2 separate regions of the Mus musculus genome follow, and region 2 is linked to region 1. Evidence: chromatin contacts called from ENCODE POLR2A ChIA-PET data. All regions are on one chromosome and are shown on one strand. The core of a region is the stretch at or near the end of the contact, and the rest is flanking DNA. Distances in the headings are between cores, read along the strand shown. Region 1 holds the start of Tex22 (testis expressed gene 22). Region 2 overlaps Mta1 (metastasis associated 1).

Region 1 (5,860 bases), core at 1,629-4,128:
TGCATCTTTGGACACTCCAAAGCCACCTTCTAGCCCCACCCACGGAAGGGCTGACACTGGACAGTGACTCTGTGCCAGCCATTGATGGAGGGACAGCTGTATTTCTGTTAACACGTGGTTACTACAGAGACAGACTCTTAAAAACACAAAGAAACAGTCTTAAGTATGAATGTGCTCATAGCCCAGCTAGCTCCCTGTGGGCCACTGAGTAACTTTGCTCGGCTTACTAACCAGAATATGTGGGCAAGTGGAAAGGCTGGTAAGAAAGGAGGTGAACTCTGGTCCCATGAAAGCCCAGACCACAAGCAAGAAATGTTCTTGCCTTTGTATCCTGCCCTTTGCTGACGTCAGGATTCTGCTTCCTCAGGGAGTAGGGAGCACGGGGAGCTTTGGAGTTTAGTGGCCAGAAGCTAAAGGTCAAGGGCATGTTTGCTCTCCTAGCATGAGATGTCAGTCCCTGGCACCCCATGCGTGGTTCCCAATAAACTCCAGCCTCATGGCGGAGGTTTTATAGTAGCAGATCTTTCTAATGCTCTCAAATACATTTGACAACGTAGCTGCCAAGCAGATGTTGCTCTTGTGAAGTCCCCTTGCTGGGGCAGAGCCAGCAGGAGCTGCATCCCTACCCTACCCCTGTGGCTCCCATTCCACGGGCACCTTTAGGCTTCTGCTGCTCAGATCGGGTGGTCCTTTCATATGTTCCAGTGTCCGTCCTGGAAATGGGAGACACTTCTGGGGTCTGTCTGAGCCCTTCCCTCTATTCTGCTTGCTGGACAGGATCATCCAGGATTGGCCATGTGGGATCTGAGCTGAGAATTGAGGTTGTAAACTGGAAACAGGCATCTAGAGGTTGTGTGTGTGTGCCATGTGGGATCTGAGCTGAGAATTGAGGTTGTAAACTGGAAACAGGCATCTAGAGGTTGTGTGTGTGTGTGTGTGTGTGTGTGTGTGTGTGTGTGTGTGTGTGTGTGTGTGTGTGTGTGAGAGAGAGAGAGAGAGAGATTTGTTTGTAGCCCGTGAAGGCTCCAGCATGCTGGTCTGACTACAAAGGCCACCTCCCTTACAGGACTAGGTCTAGCCAAGCCAAGCTCCTCATAGCCACCTGGATCTGGTTCTTGGTGGCAGCTCCACCATTTTCCCATCCAACTTGAAAGGGTTGTGCTGGTGTCCGACAGCTCAGGTCATCCTGGCTGTACACGCTCCACCAGACTCATGAAGGGGTCACTGCCTCAGTCCTAATTTTCTTAAGAATCCTTTCTCCCCGAGGTATCTAATTAGAAGAGTTCCTGTCACCCTGGAAGCTAGGGCTCTCTCGGGGGCTCTGGTGGTCCATTGGGAAGCATGGTGTCTGAAGAATGGTGTCTCGACCTTGAGACCTTCCTAAGAGTATGTTGAGAAAATTGTCGAGAGCAGGACAGGCTGAGTTTGAGGACTGCTCGCCCTTCCTGGGGTGAAAGATGGCAGGTTTTTATTTACTTACCTCCCTTATTGACTTGCTGAACAGGGTCTATTTGTCCTGGATAATAGGTCCCCAGGTCCCTGGGTCCAGGGCTTCTTAGTGGAACTCCTGGTGAGGTATTCTCTGAAAAGATCTTGTGCTGAGTCAGGCCACTGTAATCCTTGGAGCCTAAGAGCCTAGTTTACCTGCCCCTTGTGTTTTTTCCCAAAAGTCAACCTTCATATGAAACATTTGACCTAGATTTCTAGCCTTGAGGCCACAGGGGTTCAAGCTCTTGCCTGAGGGCAGCCCTTTTCCAGAACCTTCCCCTGTACATACGTGCTCCTTCCTTGACTGGTTCCAGGGGTCTGACTTTACACACACAAGAGGAAGGTGTAGGCAGCGTCTTTGTCCCACAGCTGGCCCAGGGTGGAGTCAGGAAAGCCTAGCACCTGAGCACCATACACCTTCCCCCCAACCCCCACCATGGCAGTGCTAGGTGCAGACCTAGACAGCAGTCCTTCCTCCCTGTGCCTCACTCCCCCAGTGGTTAGAGAGATGGTCCATTTTCCTTGCCTACCTCATGGAGCTGTAATGAGAAGTCATGGAGAAGCACTTTGTCCCTTTGAAGGATGACACCAAAGCCCCCCTGACAGGCAGTGCAGTGGTACGAACCGCAGAGTGTGTTTGCATCCGAAGCTCTGAGGCATCACCCTCAGAGCCTGCCAGTCTTAGAGGTCCCTGTCAAGCAACACCAGTTGCCATTGCTCATTGCTGTCAGTTGGGGGCCCTGCCTCTACCTTCAAGTTGGTTCCTGCCACCACCCTCTGAGTACGCAGCTCAGTATCACTGTAAAGGTACCAGTGCTGGGAGGTGGGGGTGGGGAGGCGTGGGGAGGCGGGAGGCTCAGCCCTGAAGCAATGGCTTGCCCTAGCCTTATCCTGCAAGCCTCACTTCTTCCTCTAGCCTCCATCTCAAATGAATTCCGCATAAAAACGTCCTGGCACTTCTCCCCAGGGCCAGGGTACTTGCTCCCTAAATCCCTGTGCCCTTCAGAGACTGCTCTGTCCTGGAAGGGGGCCAGCAGAAGCTGACAGCCTTGCGTGAGGATGACTCCGTTCGCTTCTGCAGACTGCCCAGCGCGCTGTGACTGATTTCTAGAGTGTGTATGTTGCTAGTTTTGTTTTTGTTTTTTTAATAAAAAGCAGGATTCATGTAAATAGCTTTTTTTGGGAGCAGATACTGATCTGTCCCATGCGACCATGTGGACGATTTCAAGGTGCTGAAGCGACACTAATAAACTGACGGCGCTCAGGCCGCCCACTGCTGTGATTTCTCTGAATGTGTTGGGGCCATGCGGCTTGAACGCTGGGGCGCACGCGTGGAGGGGGCGGAAGCGGCCGCGGAGGGCGGGGTCTGTAGGACGGAAGCTCCGTCCCTCTTCCCTAGAGCTCTGTCCTTGGATCCAGCTTTCTCAGGCTGGTGCTGAAGGTCCTAAGTCAGCCTCACCAGCCAGCTCTGTTTACCTGGACCCACATGAGCGTTCACAGGCCACACGACCCTCCACTCCCTGTGCAGACCCTTCTGAGCCTGGGCTCACCGGCTGATCCATTGTCAACCGGAGCTCATTAAGCCCCCCTCATCTGTCCCGGAGCCTACAGAGCCCTTCCCAGAGCCCTCTGGGCGAGCTCTGCATCCGCGTGGGAGCGGGTGACCCAACTCCCACATACCTTCACTGCTGCCCTTAACTGACTTCCACAGTTCATACCCACGGAGAGGGTGGGAAATGAGAGCTCAGGTTGGCGCTGAGCCTGGGCCTTGTGTGGTAGGGTTGTCCAAGACAGGAGGAGGCCTATTGAGGGTGGGATCCTAGGACTGAAGAGCTTGTCAGGACCGCAGAAGGAGCGCCCCCTGCGAGGAAAAGCAGACCAGGTGGTTCGGTGAGAGCAGAGAAGGCTAGGCTAGCATCTATTTCTAGGCTACTGCTGTCCCTGGGGGGATGCTGGTGCGGAGGATAATGGCCACAAGACCTGGGAGAGAAAGTCACAAGGGACCCCGCTACTCGGCAAGAGTAGTCACTAGGTAGAAGGCGGCCCCAGCAGGGCCTGCCATCATCTGCTTTAGGGATCTGCCGTGGCAGCAGGAACCCTGCTCAGTTCCCTTCCTGCACCTTGCCCCACAGCCCTAGTCGAGGGAACTGCAACCTGCTGTACTTAGAGATGGACAGCAGGCAACAGCGCCCCCAGAGGAAGACGCTACAGTGGCAGCTTGCTCAAGAGCAAAGACAACAGTCACCCCCACAGGGGCTTGCCGTGGCCTCCAGCCAGCCAGACACCAAGAGCAAGCCTCAGGACGACTTGCAGACCCAAGACTGGGTAAGCAGTTAGGAGAGTCTTCCGAGAACCCAGGCTTTTAGGTGGACTGGTTGGAAAGGGACACCGAGAATGGGCCTCTGGGACAAGAGGAAAGGACTGAATGGGACTGGAGGAAACATTTAGTTTTTAGGGCTTGCTTCTCCAACTACTCAGGCTAGGCTCGGAGGTAGACTTCCTCTGGTGGACACCAGGCAGAGAGAGGTCGCCTAAGGTCAGAAGGAGTGTGCCACACATACCCACATCAGCTCGTGCAGTGTCCCTGACCCCTGCTTTGAGGTCCCTCCAAAGGTGACAACTGTCCTGCAGGGCTGACCAGTAGCCCCTTCCGCTTTCATAAGGCAGGGCATTCTAGATGGTAAAGATGCTAACGTGTCATCTCTTGGGAGAGGCTTGCTTATGAATAGGCACAGATGTATGGATTTTATATTGGTGACATAATGGTGAAGAATCAGAGCTCTATGGTTGAAGGGACACCAGACTCCTGGTTGGGGACAAAGTCACTTCAGTGTCTGCCACACCTTGACTTCATTTGGAATTGACTCCCATTTCAAGTTCCTGTGCCTCCTCCCTCCACAGTTTCCAAGCCCTGCTAGTGACTCTGTCCTTGAGGGATGTCCAGGCTGCCTTCCCTAACCTTGTCCTGAGTCACTTCTCTCCTTTCGTGTCCCCTCAGTATGGATTGTGCTTCCTCAGCCAGGTCTGTCTCCTGTTTCCTCCCACAGAGATCCTGGCCTAGCTAACATCAGTTCCTTGTTCCTCCCTTCCCAGCCTGAGCCTTAGAGAAACTTTCTTTGCAACGTAACTTGTCTTCAGCCCGCAGTAACACTCATGCTACCTCATAGAATGCAGTAACCTTGGCCTGAGGCGAGAGTTGGAGAAAACTGTCCTAGCAGAAGGTCTTTAGATGGCCAGTTTAGCCACTGTACAGTACTTTCTGATAGTCTGGCCAGCATGCTCTGAACACTGGAGAGAAGCAGGCAGGAGGCTTGGGATGGCTCTAGGCTGAACCCCACTAGGGACCTTCCTCACCCTCCCCGGCCTGCCAAGGAGCACAGACATGCAAAACCAGCCTCATGTGGAGAGCCTGTGATTGTCCTCGTCAGTCCGAAAGAATCTTCTGGAATTTTACACAGTACAGTGTCCAGAAGTTGGTAGGCTCAGGAGCCACAACAGCAGATAGGAGCATCGAGGGAAGACAGTCCTCACCCTTTATGACAGCAGTGAGACTTAGGAAATATGCAAAATCTGCTCAAGATGAACTTTTTTTTTTGGGGGGGGTTTTCGAGACAGGGTTTCTCTGTGTAGCCCTGGCTGTCCTGGAACTCACTTTGTAGACCAGGCTGGCCTCAAACTCAGAAATCCGCCTGCTTCTGCCTCCCGAGTACTGGGATTAAAGGTGTGCGCCACCACGACCGGCTCAAGATGAACTTTTTACCACCAGCTCCTGAAGAGAACCGAAAAGGCTTGAATGATAAGAGAGAGATGCTGGGTTCCTGGAGAGCGATGTGAGATTAGGTGGGTGCTTTCCGAGGCATTTCACAGCTCAGCATGTACGTAAAACCATTACATGTTGCAAGGCATGGCAGTGTACAGCTTCCTAGCATGTGGGAAGCAGAGGCAGGAAGATTCTGTGAGTTCAAGGCCAGCCTGGTGTACATAGAGATTTCCAGGCCAGCCAGAGTTACCCTGTTTCAAAACAATAACAACAAAACAAAGCAAAAATAAAGACAATTAAAAAAATAAGCCGGGCCAGGCATGGTGGTGCACGCCTTTAATCCCAGCACTCAGGAGGCAGAGACAGGTGGATTTCTGAGTTCGAGGCCAGCCTGGTCTACAAAGTGAGTTCCAGGACAGCCAGAGCTACACAGAGAAACCCTGTCTCAAAAAAAAAAAAAAAAAAAAAAAAAAAAAAAAAAAAAGCAAGCCGGATGTCTCTCTTGTCTTAAAGCTAAGCCCATATGGAAAAATAAGAGTAGCTGGGCTAGCTTCAGCCTGGGAGATGGGAATTCATAGTGTAAGCCTTTGCCATTGTCAAGAAAAGAAGCTT
Region 2 (6,052 bases), core at 2,504-5,003, 58 kb after region 1:
AGATGAAAGTAGCACTAGGAAGACAGTGATGAGAACTGAGCTGGCAGCTCTGGAGAGTCTCTGTGCTTCTAGACATGGTTCAACAGGTAAACTGAGTCTGTCGGACTCTGGAGAGAAGCTTGCCGGAGAGCAAGGCTGACTGGGCGAGAGGATCGAGTGAACCAGGCACAGAAACAGGGCTCTACCGAACACAGGCAGACTCACCTTTGCATAGCTCATGCCACTCAACACTTCATGAGTCTGCTCACAGGAAATTGTTCGTAGATAAAGCTCAAAGATCTAAAGAGACAATGTTTGCAGGTGACATTTAACCAGCACACAGCCTTTAAAGACTGAAGTTGCCAGCCTTGGTGTGTAGCTCAGTGGGAGAACGCATCCCTTGTATGTAGGACACCCTGGTTCTGATCCCTGCCACTGCCAACAGACCGACCAAACAGTAACTCAGGGGAGAAGACGAAACTTGAGTGATGTAGCTGGTGGCCCAGGGAGCACTGGAAGGAGGCACAGGGTTAGGGGCTTGTAGCTGTGTGCTGAAAGAGAGAAACCTTAGGTGCTTGACACTGGAAAGAAACACATAACGGGAAGGACAAAGAACATGGAAAAGTCGCCCTGGAGCTCAGTAACCCAGAGAAGCGGGAGGTTTGGCGTTCCAGCCAAGGAGTTAAGAATGTGGGCCGTGGGGAGGCCTCTCATTCAAGCCCCTGAGAATGGGTGATTCCAACAAATTCACCCCTCTCTGGTTCTGGAAGCTGAGAAGTCCTGGTTGAGGGACTTGAGCCGATCTTGTCCATACATCTCTGATTCTTGGTAAGAACAGAACCAAGTTATGGTCATCTCCTTCCAGGCATAATGGTAATTGTTTTAGCTTGGATTTTCAGGGAAGAGCAAGGTCAACCAGATACCTGCTATGGTCTTGCTGTGTTTAATGAACACTGGGGGCGGGGTGCCGTTAGTGGGAGACCTGATGTGATACCCAGCACTGCCTCTGCCACTCTTCTCCTTCGCCTGTGTGGGCAGCAGCCCTGTTCTGCCACCCATCGTGTTGCCTTGTCCCCGCAGCTCCCATGGAAGTCGCTCACCAGCATCATTGAGTATTACTACATGTGGAAGACCACCGACAGATACGTCCAGCAGGTAGACCATCCACTCTCGCACCACGCTATCCGTCCTCTCCAATCCCCACATAGCCACATTACATTTGTTCATACTTTCCCAGCGGCCTCCCCTTAAGCCCTAGAGCAAAGAGGAAGGAGCTGGGGTCACTAGAGGACTCACAGACTGGGAGGAAGGGACATTCCTCACCCTTAGCCAGCCTGGTACCCCCACTTCCTGGGCCTAGGTTGGCCAGGGAGGGCCATGCAAGTTTTCCCTAAGGATGCCAGTGATGGAGAAACAAATGGTGACCCCTCCCTGTGGCCTCCCAGCTTCCCTGGCCAGCCTGGTGACCTCCCTCACCCTCTGTTTTGTTTAAAGAAACGCTTGAAAGCAGCTGAAGCTGAGAGCAAGTTAAAGCAGGTTTATATTCCCAACTAGTAAGTCCTATTTCATGTTCCTGGGGCGGGTCAGGGTGGGCGGTGGGTGTAGGACTCCAGGTTTGGCAGCCTCCAGAGTTGAGCTGAAGAACCTCTGCCACCCTTCTCATGAGCTTGCTCCACTGGGGAGGAGGGATCAGGATTTAAGCTTTTTTGGCTCAGGAGTTAATCTGGGTTTAGTGCTAAGCATTTTGGGCTATGGCAGCTGAAACACAGTGGACAGAGGAACAGGGATGTCTGTGGGGATCCAGACACCCCAGGGCACCTGTGACTGATCCCTCTCCTCCATCAGTAACAAGCCCAACCCAAACCAGATCAGCGCCAGCAGTGTCAAGGCCACTGTAGTGAATGGCACAGGGACACCAGGCCAGAGCCCCGGGGCCGGTCGGGCCTGCGAGAGCTGTTACAGTAAGTGCTGTCCCGGCTGGCACCCACCCTGGGCAGCAGGGGCCACGGGAATGGATGCTACTGTGTGGCCCCTGAAGGCTCCTGCGCCCAAACCTGGAATGACTCACCATAGTGGGGCTGCAGTGGTGGTGGTGGTGGCGGCGGGGGGTGGGATGGGGTAGTTTGGAAGAGTTCCTCAGGAGTATGAGGTTGGCCTCCTTTGGTCCTGAGCCAGGAGTTGGGGTGGCTGTGGTGGCGGTGGGGACACTGTGGGATGCTCTCTGCACCGTTGGTCCTGCTTAAGAATCCGTCTATTTCCAACTTTGTTGTCCGTAGCCACACAGTCTTACCAGTGGTATTCTTGGGGTCCCCCTAACATGCAGTGTCGCCTCTGCGCATCTTGTTGGACATATTGGAAGAAATATGGTGGCTTGAAAATGCCAACCCGGTTAGATGGAGAGAGGCCGGGACCAAACCGCAATAACATGGTAAGTGGGACACACCATACTGATCTGCCACCTGCTGCATGTCAGCCTCGGGTCCTTGGCTTCCAGTCACAGTGCTATATTGGGGCACCGTGCCCCATTCCACAGAGTCCCCATGGCATCCCAGCTCGGAGCAGTGGGAGCCCCAAGTTTGCCATGAAGACAAGGCAGGCCTTCTACCTGCATACTACCAAGTTGACACGCATTGCCCGGCGCTTGTGCCGTGAGATCCTACGCCCATGGCATGCTGCCCGCCACCCCTACATGCCCATCAACAGCGCAGCAATCAAGGCTGAATGTGAGTCTTCCCCTGTTCTCTTTCTTGGGCCTAGCAGGAGCCACACTCAGGCAGAGTGTCCAGGTTGGGGTACAGGTTCTTGGGGAACATGGTTCTTCACCGTACCTTGTCCTGTCCTTGTACAGGCACAGCACGGCTGCCCGAAGCCTCCCAGAGCCCACTGGTGCTGAAGCAGGTAGTACGGAAGCCCCTGGAGGCCGTGCTCCGGTATCTTGGTAAGCTCAACGGCTGACTTAGGTTTCTGGCTTTGCTCCTCGCACCCCATCTAGGGTCACTGAGTGGTCACCCGGCTTACACTAGGCGGGCGTGCCCGGCTCAGGAGCACCCACAGAGAGCTGTGCTCGTCCTGTCCTCCAGGTCCTGGGTCCCAGAGCCTCTGGCTTTAACCTTCCTGCCATACTCTGTGTCCTGACTAAAAGTTTCTGTTTGAGACAGGGTCTTTCTTTGTACCTAGCCCTGGCTATCCTGGAACTATGTAGACCAGGCTGGCCTCAAACCCGAGATCCTCCTGCCTCTTCCTCCAAAGCGCTGGGATTAAAGGCGTGCACCACCACTGACTTCTGACTCGGGTTTATACCAGGCAGAACCCTACCAACAGAGCCCGGGCTCAGTGGACACCTGCTGCTGCAAGGGGGTCTCTCCCTAACATAAGGCAGCATTGGAGGCTTTCTGGGAGCCCCTGTTGTCAAGGTGCTGGTCTGGCTGGCAGCCTTGCAGGGATAGCTCCTTGCTTGTGTTTGTTTGTGGACTGTTGACTTCTCGGCAGTGCCCCTGGCCATTTAGGAGTGACACATCATAGGAGGCTGTGGCAGACACTTGGGGTCACTTGTTTGTAGGGTTTGAGTGGACTTGAGTCAGTCTGCCAGCATGGAGTGAACAGTCCTTCTAGAAAGGACATTCCAGAACCATAAGCTAAGTGTGTTCATTGCAGACACAAGTGCCTGGCTTTGCTCCCTGGGTCCTAGGCCCCAGGACTAGCCTCACCCAGGAGGGTGTGGTCAGTGCCAGGGCCTGCCTTCTGTGGGGTGGGTCCTTGCTTGGGCCAGCCAGGCTGCTCAATGTCTGGCCAGTAGCCAGTCTTCTGCCATCAGACCCGGTGGCCTGGATGTGGAGGCTGTCTGATGGAACTCGTGTGTTTATGGGCAGTGTCTGGATCTTGTAAGCTCTTGGCACTTACACAGCTATCCTGTAGCTAGCCTAGCAGTGGGCTAGGCTCTACTTGGCTGCCGCCCTTCCTGAAGATATCCTAGATAGCCTTCCTGCTAAGGGTGCTTTGATCCCTGGTTTCAGTGAGCTCTGGTAACATAGGGCTGCTTCCTTCTGGCCTAATCAATGGGGCTGTAGGGTAGGAACGTATTGTTACTGCATGGACCCTCCTGTACTGCGTTTCTGAACCACACCCTTACCCTTTCATTTCCACAGAGACCCATCCCCGCCCGCCTAAGCCCGACCCCGTGAAGAGTTCATCCAGTGTGCTCAGCAGTCTGACCCCTGCCAAGTCAGCCCCTGTCATCAACAACGGCTCCCCTACCATCCTGGGCAAGAGGAGCTACGAGCAGCACAATGGGGTAGATGGTGAGTCTGAGCTTAAGGACTGGCCCTGTGAAGAGGCCAAGCCAGGCCTTCTGGGAGCTGCAGGGCTGGCCCTTGAAGGAAGCCAGGCCTCCTGAGGGCCATGGGACTAGGGCTAGCCCTGGAGCTCCACGTGACTCTTATTCAACCGGCTGTCTTAGTTGATGTTTTCTCTCCCTCTCTCTCCTGTTCCTGGGCACTGCCAGGCAACATGAAGAAGCGCCTCTTGATGCCCAGTAGGGGTAAGGCCTGGGGCGGCCGCTGGCGGGGTGCTGTGGCCTAGTCCTGTCGTGATGCCTGTGTGTACTGTCTGCTAGCAGACTGGGCGGTTCAGGGCACGTATAGGGGCAGTCCACACAGACCCAGGCCACAGCCCATACTTCCGTGCCCCTGTAGACTTGTCTCTTGGTAGAGGACCCATGAACCCTGGGTCTCTGGCCATGGCCTGTCTTGGCCTGAGCCGTGGATGGACTGTCCTTGCACGAGGCCCCTGGTGCCCCCACTGCTATTGCGCTGTGACTGCTCGCATGCCTTCAGCCTTGCTTGTAGGGCCGCTAGTGCTACCTGCAATTTTTGTGTGCCCTGCCTGATGGGACTGTAGGGATGGGTTGGTGGCTGAGCTTACATACGGCCCTTGTGTCTGCTGAGGATCAGCTGGAGTCTGCTGATGGGGTAAGGGTTGTGGGGCACAAGCCTGCTCTGGCTGTGAGGGACAGCACCAAGTCTCGATGTCAGTGTGGGAAACAGCAGCCAGCCAGCATGGCCCTGCTCAGGCCCCTCCCCACCTGTCAAGACTCGAGCCCAGGAGGCAGCAGTGGGCAGCGATTGTCTAACTGTACCTTATTCCCTCAGGACACTCCCTCTCAAGGTTGCTTTGGAAGCTTGCCAGCTGTCAGGTACCCTAGCAGCCATATCCCTTTTGTGTGGCTATGGGACTGGCCATGTTATCTACACCTCAGTCCAGGGGCCCAGGCATGGCCTTCCCAGACCTTCTGGAATAGTTCTATAAAGAACTATTCATTTCCACTGAATTTTTTCAAAGTCTATCCTGCAGACCTGAGGTGTGTCCTGCAATGAGTACCCAACCAGGATGTAGTGGGAACTCATTGGCCCTGTGAGTGGTCTAGGCAGCTCCCGTGTCAGAGGGTCTAGCCACAAGAGAAGTGGCTGTCCTGAAATTGTAAAATTAGGCCTCAGTACTGGAACTAGCCTAGGAGCCATAGGCTGGCTAGCTAGAGACAGCCTTAACCTTAGTGGTGCGCCTCAGGCCTGGGCCTTGCATAAATAAGCAGGGCAGGTGGAAACTCTGGACAAGGCACTAGCCCCTGGCACCCAAGGTTCTTAACTCACTAACCCTTGCCCCATACTGCCTGCTGCTCTGCCCTGTGGCTTAGCTGCCCGTGCATGCAGCTCACTCTTAACTCTAGTGTGTATCTTCTCTCTCTGCCGCCTCCTCACTCTGGCAGGCACTTACCTGGGTAAGTAGCTCTTGTGATAGGGCTTTGTGTGGGCACAAGGTTGGGGTCCCAGTAGGTACTGTGAGCAGGCTGTCCCCGAGAGCCAAATGAGCTGCTAGAGAAAGGCTGGATCCAGGATTCTGGAAAAGGGCAGACTGCAGGTAGAGAGCATGGGGCAGGCTGTTGCTTCGTAGAGACAGGCTAGTCTGTAAATCCACATTTGGGAGACTGAAGCTGGGAGGATCTTGGGTTCCAGGTAGCTGGGATACATGTTTAGACCCTGTCTCAAAATATTTCTTTTAAGGGTTTGGTAACTGGCGG

Evidence for each region. ChIA-PET counts read pairs that join two places held with the same protein, here RNA polymerase II (POLR2A).
Region 2: POLR2A ChIA-PET joins it to region 1 with 10 read pairs in embryonic stem cell. The contact joins the enhancer-like site here to the promoter of Tex22 in region 1. POLR2A ChIA-PET finds 5 or more read pairs at or near these places in 3 of 5 experiments (Patski and embryonic stem cell).

Annotation. Positions count from the first base shown.
Region 1 is chr12:113,071,624-113,077,483 of GRCm38, forward strand. It overlaps Tex22 (testis expressed gene 22), which reads left to right and starts at 2,879. Exons shown (of 3, transcript NM_001361919.1): 1 at 2,879-3,236; 2 at 3,621-3,813. The coding sequence starts at 3,658. Pacs2 (phosphofurin acidic cluster sorting protein 2) reads left to right here. Exons shown (of 24, transcript NM_001081170.1): 24 at 1-2,778. The coding sequence ends at 33.
Region 2 is chr12:113,129,061-113,135,112 of GRCm38, forward strand. Mta1 (metastasis associated 1) reads left to right here. Exons shown (of 21, transcript NM_001364622.1): 10 at 1,060-1,134; 11 at 1,474-1,532; 12 at 1,825-1,940; 13 at 2,256-2,407; 14 at 2,513-2,702; 15 at 2,828-2,917; 16 at 4,125-4,277; 17 at 4,481-4,516; 18 at 5,741-5,752. Among named protein-coding and RNA genes, the nearest start is that of F930026P19Rik, 8.1 kb to the right of the region's middle. Within about 2 kb of position 3,754, at least 3 of the 3 ENCODE cell types and tissues checked have a DNase peak (open chromatin) inside an H3K27ac peak, as active enhancers do.